2 separate regions of the Homo sapiens genome follow, and region 1 is linked to region 2. A link is a contact called in ENCODE Hi-C or POLR2A ChIA-PET data. All regions are on one chromosome and are shown on one strand. The core of a region is the stretch at or near the end of the contact, and the rest is flanking DNA. Distances in the headings are between cores, read along the strand shown. Region 1 has its middle 23 kb from the start of NHEG1. Region 2 overlaps MAP3K5 (mitogen-activated protein kinase kinase kinase 5).

What was found. Hi-C counts contacts between places; a loop is a spot of excess contacts on that map. ChIA-PET counts read pairs that join two places held with the same protein, here RNA polymerase II (POLR2A). Pooled maps may share reads with other maps.
Region 1: a loop to region 2 is called in a map of naive thymus-derived CD4-positive, alpha-beta T cell, with 25 times the contacts of the local background. The contact joins two enhancer-like sites. A Hi-C loop is called at or near these places in 1 of 168 maps with a recorded cell type or tissue (naive thymus-derived CD4-positive, alpha-beta T cell) and 10 of 50 pooled maps. POLR2A ChIA-PET finds 5 or more read pairs at or near these places in 1 of 52 experiments (activated B cell).

What each region holds. Positions count from the first base shown.
Region 1 is chr6:136,967,113-136,972,515 of GRCh38, reverse strand. No RefSeq gene overlaps it. Among named protein-coding and RNA genes, the nearest start is that of NHEG1, 23 kb to the left of the region's middle. Within about 2 kb of position 2,940, at least 4 of the 41 ENCODE cell types and tissues checked have a DNase peak (open chromatin) inside an H3K27ac peak, as active enhancers do.
Region 2 is chr6:136,642,034-136,647,626 of GRCh38, reverse strand. MAP3K5 (mitogen-activated protein kinase kinase kinase 5) reads left to right here. Exons shown (of 30, transcript NM_005923.4): 12 at 5,058-5,107. The region is part of intron 2 of MAP3K5-AS1 (MAP3K5 antisense RNA 1); the gene reads right to left. Among named protein-coding and RNA genes, the nearest start is that of MAP3K5-AS1, 16 kb to the right of the region's middle. Within about 2 kb of position 3,311, at least 16 of the 41 ENCODE cell types and tissues checked have a DNase peak (open chromatin) inside an H3K27ac peak, as active enhancers do.

The DNA.
Region 1 (5,403 bases), core at 1,691-4,190, 330 kb before region 2:
GCCTATAGTTGAAGAGAACTATTTATAAATAATAATTAGATTTATAGTTGTTATTATTATAGATAATGATGCATGTCTGATTTCCAAATTATTTAAAATTTTTAAAATTCTTTCCCATCACTTATTTCAAGTAAACAGTAAAATAGACATTCTGCCTCAAGGAATATTTCCACATTCACCACCCATGCAGTCCAATGCCCCAATTCCAATCATGAATGTTTGTCCAAAACATTCTGCTTTCCCAAAATCTTCCTCTTCCCTATATCATGGATGCTTGAATCCCACCAATCCTTCAAGAACCCCTCAAGAGCTGCTTATACCGTGCTAAATGCCCTGAAGTCATCCGAGTTAGAAGCAATTCTTCCCTCTGCTCAAGTTTTTACTTTTCGTCTATAGCTCATTTGGCACTTATCATTTATTGTATAATAATGTTAGTTATCTTTTATTTATGTTTATGGTTTGGACAATGACTTATTAAGTCATATTAGTTTGAACAATATCTTTTGTTTTATTGTGTCCTAAAACTTTTTAAAAATCGGATTGGCTGATGCCACTTACTTCCCCTGAATTTGTGCTTCCAAATAACCTGCTCTTGTATGGAGAAGATGATGAGAACTGGCCTCACCTAAGACATTTTTGTGATAAGGAATTCCCAGCATTTAAAATCCATTTTTGTATAGGTCAGGGTTGGTCCCTGTGGCTATTTCTCTGAATGCCAGATGCAGACATCAGTACTACCGTGATGTTTTCCAGTGTGCTTCAAATCTAGCTTTCTCAATGTGATAAAATAAGCAGTGGGCAAAGGGGCCCGAAAGACTGGATTCAAGCTCTGGCTTTATTCTTTTTTTTTTGTTTTTAGATGGAGTCTCGCTCTGTCGCCCAGGCTGGCACAATCTCGGCTCACTGCAACCTCTGCCTCCCAGGTTCAAGTGATTCTTTCACCTCTGCCTCCCAGGTAGCTGAGAATGCAGGCACGCACCACTATGCTCAGCTAATTTTTGTATTTTTAGCAGAGACGGGGTTTCACCACATTGGCCAAGCTGGTCTCGAACTCCTGACCTCAGGTGATCCACCTGCCTTGGCCTCCCAAATTGCTGGAAATACAGGCGTGAGCCACTGCGCCTGGCTTAAGCTCTGGCTTTATTCTAATCTTTTACTTCTCTGGGCCCCAGTTTCTTCATCTATATAATGATGTTATTGCACCAGATTACTAAGAGGTAAGGTTGGAATTCTTTGTTTTATTTTCATTTCAAAAGCAGTGGAGACTTTTTTGAAAATCGAAGTGGGACGGGGGCAGTGGATAACAGGGAGCTGCTCTTGTGGTAGCTGGGAGAAGGGCTAGGAACCTGCCTCTACTTCCCTCACAGCAGCCCTGGAATCTCCTCTTCAGCTGACCCCAGGATGGCTCCTAAGAACACACTTTGCAACCATTAAACTAGGTCCAAGTTTCCTAAGCTTCAGGCATTCACATGCTACCTTGTGATGTTTGCCGGAATCAGCATATATTGTGTGCTATTTATTCATTCATTCAGCCATTCAACAAGGATTTACTGAGGACCTACTCTGGGATGAAGATCCAGCTAAACCAAAGTCCCTCTGTTGGGGGTGTGGCTACATTCTTAGGAAGCCGTATCTCTCGGTGGTTAGGAGTCTAGGCTCTGAATTCAGACAGATCTATGTTCGTCTGGATTCACACAGGTCTGCCCTTTAAAATTTTGTGAATTGGACAAGTTATTATGCAACTCCTCTTTGCTTCAATTCAGTTTTCTGTAAATCAAAATTTAATTCAAAGGGCTATTGTGACGATTAAATGAGGAACTACATTCAAAGCACTTAGTACAAGACTCAGCACACAGCTCTTAGTAACAGCTGTTATCTACTTATTTTTTTAACTAATTTTTTTAGCCTCATTCTGAGCAAATAAATTTAATACACAAGATGTATATTTCTAACACACTTGAAGATATATGTACAACAATTTCATCTGAAAATGTTTTTCTTCAATTAGCTGGGCATGCTGGCATGTGCCTATAGTCCCAGCTACACTGGAGGATGAGGAAGGATGATCACTTGAGCCCAGGAATTCATGGCTGCAGTGAGCTATGATCACCACCACTGCATTCCAGCCTGGATGGGAGAGCAGGGCCCTGTCTCTAAAAAAAAACAAAGAAAAAGAAAAAAGAAAATGTTTGTCATCACACATGAAGTCATTTCAGAATACCTATGGTACAGGTGTGACACTTGGGAAGCATAATTACATCATTCCTTCTACTAGGACCAGTCCATGCTTGGGCTGCATGGACTATAAGACCTCATTTTGCTTTGTGTACTGCTATCACTCCTATTCATCTTAAGAAAACAGTCATTAGATGTGCTTAATTGCCTCAGCATTTCGTATCCAGGGAACGGCCTGCACCCACTTCTTTGTCATCCAGATAATGATCGCAGTTGCACAAGGTGTGATGAAACCAGGCCCAGATCATGCGTGCAACTCAACAAAGACAACAAGCCAATCCATGGACAGATACTAAAATATTTATACCATACAGTGCTTAGGAAGGATTTTTCAGGGATGGAGACAAGAGCAAAGCCCTATGAAGTTAGCGATGTTCAGCACACAAGCTCACCCATCTCCCCATAGTGCTGCTCCCGTCCCAGAGGGCCTACGGAAGCCTGCAATACTCCCTCTCCTGTCTCCCTTTTCCCCAAGATGGAGCCTGGGGACTCTGCAAGGTCAAGGACACCAGGCAATCCCCAGCCAGAGACCTTGCTAGCCTCCTATTTGCTGCCACATAAAAGCAGCCTTTTCTAAGGCCAGACACCAACTCCCTCCTCCACCCCACGCGCTACACACAAACTTTCATCACCATGAATTACCTGGCAGTTATTAAGTGAGTCATATGGCACACAGAGATAGAGTATGTCAGAGGTAAACGCAGACGTTTTCCAGTGACTAGGCTGGGGCCAGCCCTCTGGGCAATTCAGGAACTCTCTGGACACCCAGTTTCTGCTTCAACACTAAACAGAGGCCACCACCTTCGTTACCCTCCTCACCCACCCTATAGCTTACAACCTGATGGGCAACCATATTTGGGTATAATCAAAGGGCTGTATCCTAGTCCTTTGTCTGTCTGTTACCAGCCAACGGCGTGACCCCAGACAAGTGTCACTCTCTCAGCCTTATTTTCTTCTTTTGTAAAATGAGGAGTGTGTTTGATGGGATTCCTAACGTCCCTTCCAAACTAGCATACTAGTTCTAGTTCTTCCGACCTGATTCTAACGACCTCTCTTCTCCATGACAACCCTTCCAACATTTAACTGTAGTGTTCAAGTCATCCCTTCCTCTGCAAACATCCCCTTCCCTTCCACACGTCCCTGTCACTCCTGGTTTCCAGATCCCTCTCTGCTCTGGTCATCCTCCTCTGGACGGGGGCCAGCTCATCAGCTCGGTTCAGATAAGGGGCACAGCAGAGCTTGCCTGGGACTTCTTCCAGAGCACCTGCTCATTGCCAGAACCAAGGCTGACTCAATTAGAACATCTGGTCACCTTCCCGTCCCCTGGCGCCTCCTCATCCTGTGGCAAAACCACTGGCTTCACAGATATAGTTAGATTTAAATTATTAGCCATTAGGAAAAGACAGAAAGGTACCCGCTGGCTAGGCATGGTGGCCCAAGCCTGTAATCCCAGCACTTTGGGAGGCTGAGGCAGGAGGATCACTTGAGCCGAGGAATTTGAGACCAGCTCGGGCAACATCATGAGAACCCCATCTCTACAAAAAAAAAAATAGAAAATTAGCCGATGTGGTGGTGCACACCTGTAGCCCCAGCTACTCAGGAGGCTGAGGTGGGAGGATCACTCGAACCTGGGAGGTTGAGGATGCAGTCAGCCAAGATGGCGCCACCGCACTCCAGCCTGGGCGACAGAGTGAGCAAGTTTTTGTTTTGGCGACCCTGCCTCAACACAAAAACAAAAGCAAAAAGTTACCCGGTAATGCATAACCTCATATTTTCCAAGGCATTCATTTAAGGAAAAAGAAAAACATGAAGAAAACTCTTTGTAATAAGTGCTGTGAGGCGCCTCAGCTCCTCAAACAGCAAGTCCCAGCGGGGAGAAAGCCATGGCTTCTGCAGTTACAGAAAAAGCACCCACTAGGCTAGGTGAGCACAGCCAAGAAGATATTGCTGCCACCGTGTGGCGACAGTTGTTATATTACCTCTGTCCAGCCCCGGAAGGACTTAGGGATGAACGGCTGAAGAAAATACGTATTGGCTGGTTTCCATAATTAGGAATCCTGAGACCGAAAATTAATGAAGACAGCACACTTGACCAAAATGTCACCAGATTGGTTCTCCTGTCTGCATTCTTCTCATCTCTCAGACCACTCACCTTCCTCCCAGCCCTCTTTAACATCGGGAACTAAATGTGCTTTGGACTAGACCTTGCGGCATGACAGTCATCCCTATGGTAGCAAGTGTGGCAGCATCTGACTGCCAATCTCCGACTCCCACCAGAGTGGGGAGTGATTTCTGAACCACAGAACCCATCTTTCTATCTCTCTCTCTCTCTCTCTTTCAGTTCTTAACCTTCTGTTACGTTCCTGGGACAGATCACATGTGTGAACCTTCTTGTCTCTTTGCCCCTACATGAAGGGGGTGTAAGCAGTGGCTAACTGAAGGGGGTGTAAGCAGTGGCTAACACCCTTTCTTGGTCATTTTGCACATCCCTTCAAGCTAGTTAGCTTAACCCCCTGGTCCCGTGCCCCAACTAACACCAATGTAGAGAAAATGTCTTTGTCCATAATCTAAGTGGAAGATGGAAATCTGACTTCCATCTCTGCAGGAAGATGAACTGCCCCCTGCCCCCTTTTTAATAGTATTATGGCCACAGATTGCTGTCCTGTGTGATCTCCACCAAGAACTCTACCTGGAGATCTCCAGGCTGGATGGTGGCTCCAAGGAGGCACAGTCATGGCATAGTGGCTCTAGGGGTGCACACCACAGCTTCCTATGGTAGGTCCCTCCAGATTCGGACCCTATGTGCCTGTGCCTGTGTCTATGCCGGTCAGCAGCATCATCTTCTTCCCTCACAGATGTGTCCCTTTTCCTTCTGCATGCCCCACTGCAGGGAAGTAGAAGGTTGGAGGACCAATGTACAGGAGCAGGGGTGACTATGTGTATCTGATCTAGTGTAATCCCTGGGTGTGGTTCTAGGAAGTTTGTCAACCTTAAACTAATTTACTTCCCTATCACTAATTCACGAGTTCTATTGACTGAACAAAAAGTGCAAAAAAAGAAGGTAGTGAATTCATCAATCATAGAAAAGGGCTATATTAAGCTTACTGTACAGCTCAAACTGATATTTACCTAAGCACCTTCCCCAGACAGCTATAAAAATAACTGTTG
Region 2 (5,593 bases), core at 2,062-4,561:
GGAGGTGGGAGATATGATTGGTTGGGCAGGATGACATAAAACTCTAGAGTGCTATGTAAGCTAGGAAGAAGAATTTTAAACATGTGTCGGTAGGAAACAGGATGTCACTGACGTTTCTGAAAATCTGAGAGCTGGCAGGAAGGCAGAACAGAATGTGAATTATGAACCCAGGGTCAGCATCAAAGTGCATAGGTGTGAAGGTTGATGTTAGCTCTTGCATGCTTCGTGGCCTAGGCATGCGCTTCAACTCCTCATGCTTTAGTTGCCATGTATGTAAAATGAGAATAACAGTACCTCATAGAATTGTTGTGAAGATTAAGTGAGAGGATGAATGGAAATCATTTAGCACAGTGCTAAGTGGCTTGGAACAAGTGCTCCATAATGGTTGCTAGTGTAGCTATAAGACTGATCTGGTCTTGACATTTGATTTCTGAAGTCTGAGGCTCTGGAGGGTCACAGAGAAGACTGTTAGAGGAACTAGCTAGATATGAGGCAGGTAGAGATCCTAGAGTGGAATAATACAATTGTGACTGCAAAGGGACAGATGATTTGATTTGGAAAGAAAAGTATACAACTTAATCACAAATTAGGAAGAAGGATTAAAAAGAGGGAGTAAGTGTAAGGTGACTCAAGTTTTGATTGCATTGATAAAGGTGGTAGGATTTTTAGAAGGAAAACCTGAGTTGTAGAGGAATCATGAGGAATTTCATTTTGGACGTGTTTAGTTGAAACTAATGGCAAGACTCCAAGTGGAATCATCCAGTGGCAAAATTGGGAATAATCAATATAACTGTCTATATACATGTTAGTGATATTGCTTTAAAGTGCAGTGCAATATTTATATTGTTTTGCATGTATGCAAGTATACACATACATGTTCTCACAAGCTGAGATACACTAATCATCCAGTGGAAACTACAAAAACTAAGAACAGTTAGGAGACATGAACATTATGGAGACGAGAGCAGGACTGGAGGAGGAGATTTTCAAAGGCTTGATTGAAAAGAGCAAGGTTATCCAAGGACACTTGGAAACAGAGTGAGGCTAGAGGAATTAGCGATTAGCAAGGCCTAGAGAATGAGTAGAGAGCCAGAAGAATTTGGAAGACAGAAAAAGAACAGAAAGTAAGCCAGAGATTTTTGGAAAATGAGTACTATTTCCAGCAATTTGTTATTGTTTTCTCCTTCCTGGAGGTTCTTTGCTCAGTAAAGTGAGCCTCGTTTTCATTCTCTTATGTTTTGTGACAATCATAGAGACAATTTTTATATTATGCTAAGAAATATTAGGATATATATTAGGATATAAACAAGTGCATTAAATAGGGTTACAAATTTAAGTTATGTACTGTCCATTTTCCATTTTCACCATCTTTTGATCAGGAGGAATTTTATTTATGTTGTCCTTATTTCCTATAACTTTTAGTGCTAAAAAATTCTCCTTGTTCAAAAATTGAAGCTTTCTTGTATCAGTTTCCATTCTGAATTTATGTCAATTTCTTTGCAAACCCTGATTCTATCCATAGTGTATTCATTATCACTACCATTTTCTCAATTTTTTAAAATAAAAGTGGTAAAATTGGAAGGAGGACAAGCAATAAAAACAAAAAAACTTTATTATTACCATGTTACTTTAAAACAACTATAAATAACAGAGAAGCAACCAGTTTAATAGGTCTTATGTTAAACTAAAAATGGGTTGTTTTTATCACAGAATGTTTAAAAATTTTTCCTAAAATTAGAATAGAGAATGTAGCTTTTCATTTATCATGTTTATTTCTTTAGTCACTCCTCTCACTATTTTTATTCTAACATATGGAATAAATAGCTCTGTGAGCTAGTATATACTTTATACTGCAACTTTCAAAACTTGAAGCACATTATATACCAATTCCCAAGGACTCTTAGAGAGAGCTACTCTACATTCAGGGGTAAAATTAATTGAAATCCCGATCTTTTAACAGTTCTCTATTTGTTGAATGAATGGTTGCTGCTGAAAAGTAAGTTAGTCCTTGAAGAAAGTCTGCATGTGTACAATGAAAGAAAAACTTAAGATTGAGGAAGAGAGAAGTTATTTGCAGGGCGTTTTAAATGGTTATTTAGAATTTCCCCCCCTTTTGGGGGTTGAAGTTTGGGCACCCTTGGCCTACCTCACGGATTATCAAGCAAAGGCAGGGGCCTAGTGGAGGACTAAGTGCTGACTCTCCTCCCTCACTTCAGCTCCAGCCAGTGGCCACTCACAGAAGGCCCAGGAAATTTATGAGGGAAACATGCTTACCCCTGATTCTAGATTAAGATGATTTGATGCTGTCATCCACCAAGGATGCTTTCTGCTACAAACTCCCTGCCAAAAGCAGCTTAAATAAAGAAATGGTATTTCATATTACAAGAAATTACAGGCCGAGCATGGTGACTCACACCTGTAATCCCAGCAATTTGGGAGGCCAGAGCAGGAGGATTGCTTGAGGCCAGGAGTTCAAGACCAGCCTGAGCAATGTAGCAAGACCCCCGTCTCTACAAAAAAATTTAAAAAAATTAACCAGGTTTGGTGATATGTGCCTGTAGTCCCAGCTGCTTGGGAGGCTGAGGCGGGAGGATTGCTTGAGCCTAGGAGATCCAGGCTGTAGTGAGCTATGATTACCCCACTACACTCCAGCCTGGATGGAAAAAAATAAATTTTGAGGTGGGGTGATTCTGAGGGTAGTTTCAGCATCAGGATTCTGAATTCTGGCTTCTCTGCGTACTCTTGGTGTTAGTCTCATGTTCTTAAGTAGCTAGCTATTCCAAGAAGCACCTCACACAGGCGGCATCCCGGGGAGGAGGGCCAAGCCCTCTCCTTTATACCATAAGTTGTATCACATGACCATGCTTACACCCATCCCCAGCAAGGCAAATGGACTTACCGTGGCCAATTTAGACTAATCAGTTTCACCATTCATAAACATTGCCACCTGAACCTGGGCAAAATTTATTTTTTTGTCAGCAGAGGAGAAGGATGGAATGACAGTTGCTGAGGGAGCTGACAGTGCCTACTACAGTATAACTCCTGCCACCTTCAGTCAATACAGTATTAACTTCCAGCTCCTATTCTAGCCCTAACTGGGGCCTGGGATCTGAGGCTAACCCGTTCCTAGAAAATGGTGCTTGTGCTGATTAAATTAGGTTGAGTGTTGGTTTGAGGCCTGTTGGGGCTAATTATAGCTAGCGCTGCGTTTGGCCTTGCTGTTTTCCCTGATTCCCAGACAGATCCCAGGAGCCTTTAAACTACCTGTTGGCTTTACAGCTCATCAGCGCCTCCTTGTGGTGTGTCCTACAGGTAGGTGGGGAGGGAGGCCTCCTTCCACCTTCCATCTCAGGGCTTGGGCTTTATTTACATCACTGAAATGGAACGTTCCCTGGCAGCACTGGCAACCTTTCAGGAACCAAGCATTCTGGAAATGCTCCCCTCCTTTCCTACAAAACCAGTCCACAATTTTTACTTAGCTGTTCCCAGAAAAGGACTGATAGAAGATGGGTTTTACCAGTGCTGTCTTGTTAGTATTTGCCAGTTGCTGTGTTCAGGGGTGGGTTTGCATACTGCCTCAGCTCTGCACTTGCCTCCCACCTCCTGCTCCTGGACATGGTCTTGGAAAGCAGCTCAGCTGCAGGCTCTGAGGATAAGGCTGCATTGTATGCAAGTAGTGTACAGGTAACAGCTGCAGCTCCTGGGTCATATATATATATATATATTTAGAAGTTCACCTGAGGCCAACAGGATTTAGAAGCAACTTTCCAAATTACCAGCTGAGGCTGCAGTCTGCTATTTTAATTTCACTCCCTCTGTACTCTGGTTAAGACAGCCACCACATACCTTTTTATGGTATCTTCCCTCCTGGACTTCATGCAACAAAATTTGCTCTGCGTTCATTCAGATCACATCCCCATGACCTGACTGACATGCACTGAAACTAGCTTTTTAGTAAATTCACATCTGACTTGAGAGGATCTATTTTTACTTTAAGTTGCATGGACCTAGCAAAGAATTATGGGCTGTAGATATAAATTGTCGCTTTTGAGTTGCTTTAGCCAAAAGGAGGGTTCTAGGCCACCTCAGAGCCACAAGGCTTTGTCACCCATTTTATTAGCCCAGGCAAGACCTCAGCCTCCTGGCAGTGGGTGGGTAAGAACTCCTTTTCATGGTTGTTTTAACTTTACAGAATTGAATGTCAGTGTCAGTTTATTGCCGTACTGTACTTGCTCAACTTAGACACATGGATAAACTACTTTGTTTCTGTAAAAATATTTATGCTATTTTATACTGTTGACATATTTTTAAAGGGATTATGATCCATTTTGTTATTTATTTTAGGGACATATGAATTTGATAATAATTTTATCTTAGCTTTAGTGATAAACTCAAGAAATAAATTCCCACATTTTTCTTTACCTTGGCTCTGCAAATCACCCATGTTTATAGTATGACAATCAAATTTTTGATGTTCATACTTTATTAGCATATGGAATTTTGCATAAATTAGGTAGCAATACCTTGTAGTTATGATGGGCACTGTACACATGTGTGTTCACATACATTCTTGTTCTACTAGTTTCTAAAGAAATAGAACCGCCTATTTAGTTGGAAATCTTAACTAAAGATAATTCAGAAATAGTTATCTTTAAAACCTTGCCGAGATGTTATTCAAATTAATGTTTATCTTTCTCGGAAAAGAAGTATTTCTCAACTGTAATAATAGAATTACCTTGATCATTGACTTTTTTTACTTAAAAATTAACACACAACAGTTATTACTAGATATCAAGTTTTAGAATTTAATGAGACTAATTCTCCTAGGCTCTTTTGGAAGCTGTTTTATTGAAGTACAGGAATTATTAAGTAGAGTAATCATTACCCTTGGGACTTGAGAATGAATTGTGCTTTCCATCCAGATAATTCTTTCATGAAAAATAGTGTACCAGGAAAAATGGCTGTGTATATCACTTTAAAAATAATTAAACAAAATTATTGTTGTTATGTTATTTTCCATTTGGATGACTCAGTATATTTTCTTGTTGTTGTTCTAGAAAGGTATACATGAGTGGAATTTTAGTGCCTCTTCTGTCAGGGGAGTGAGGTAAGTTTCCTTGGTACATTTTGTTAACTTATAAGACATTTTTCTCCACTATTCATGGGCTGGATAGAACTTCTAATCATGATTTTAAAATACAAGGAATGTCAAGAATCATTCAATTGGTGGAAATGCCCAGCCTTCTTCAGTGTCACTATCTCCTTTAGGAAGAGATTTGCAACAAAATGTTCACTGCTGGTTGAACTGATTCTGTGCTCCTGACCTACTTAAAATGTAACTGTGGGGTCAATGTGAACTATGGACCAGAATCAAAATGTAGATTACACTCAGCCATGTGGAGGTCCTCTTTAGCTGAGCTGTTGGTTTATGTAATAGGATGATTTCTGTCCTTTTGGTATACAAGGAACTCAGCTCCCTTTGTGTGGATACAAAGCACACATGCCGTCTACTACACTGTGTCCTGCCACTAATTTTATTTTATTTTATTTTATTTTATTTTATTTTATTTTATTTTATTTTATTTTATTTTAT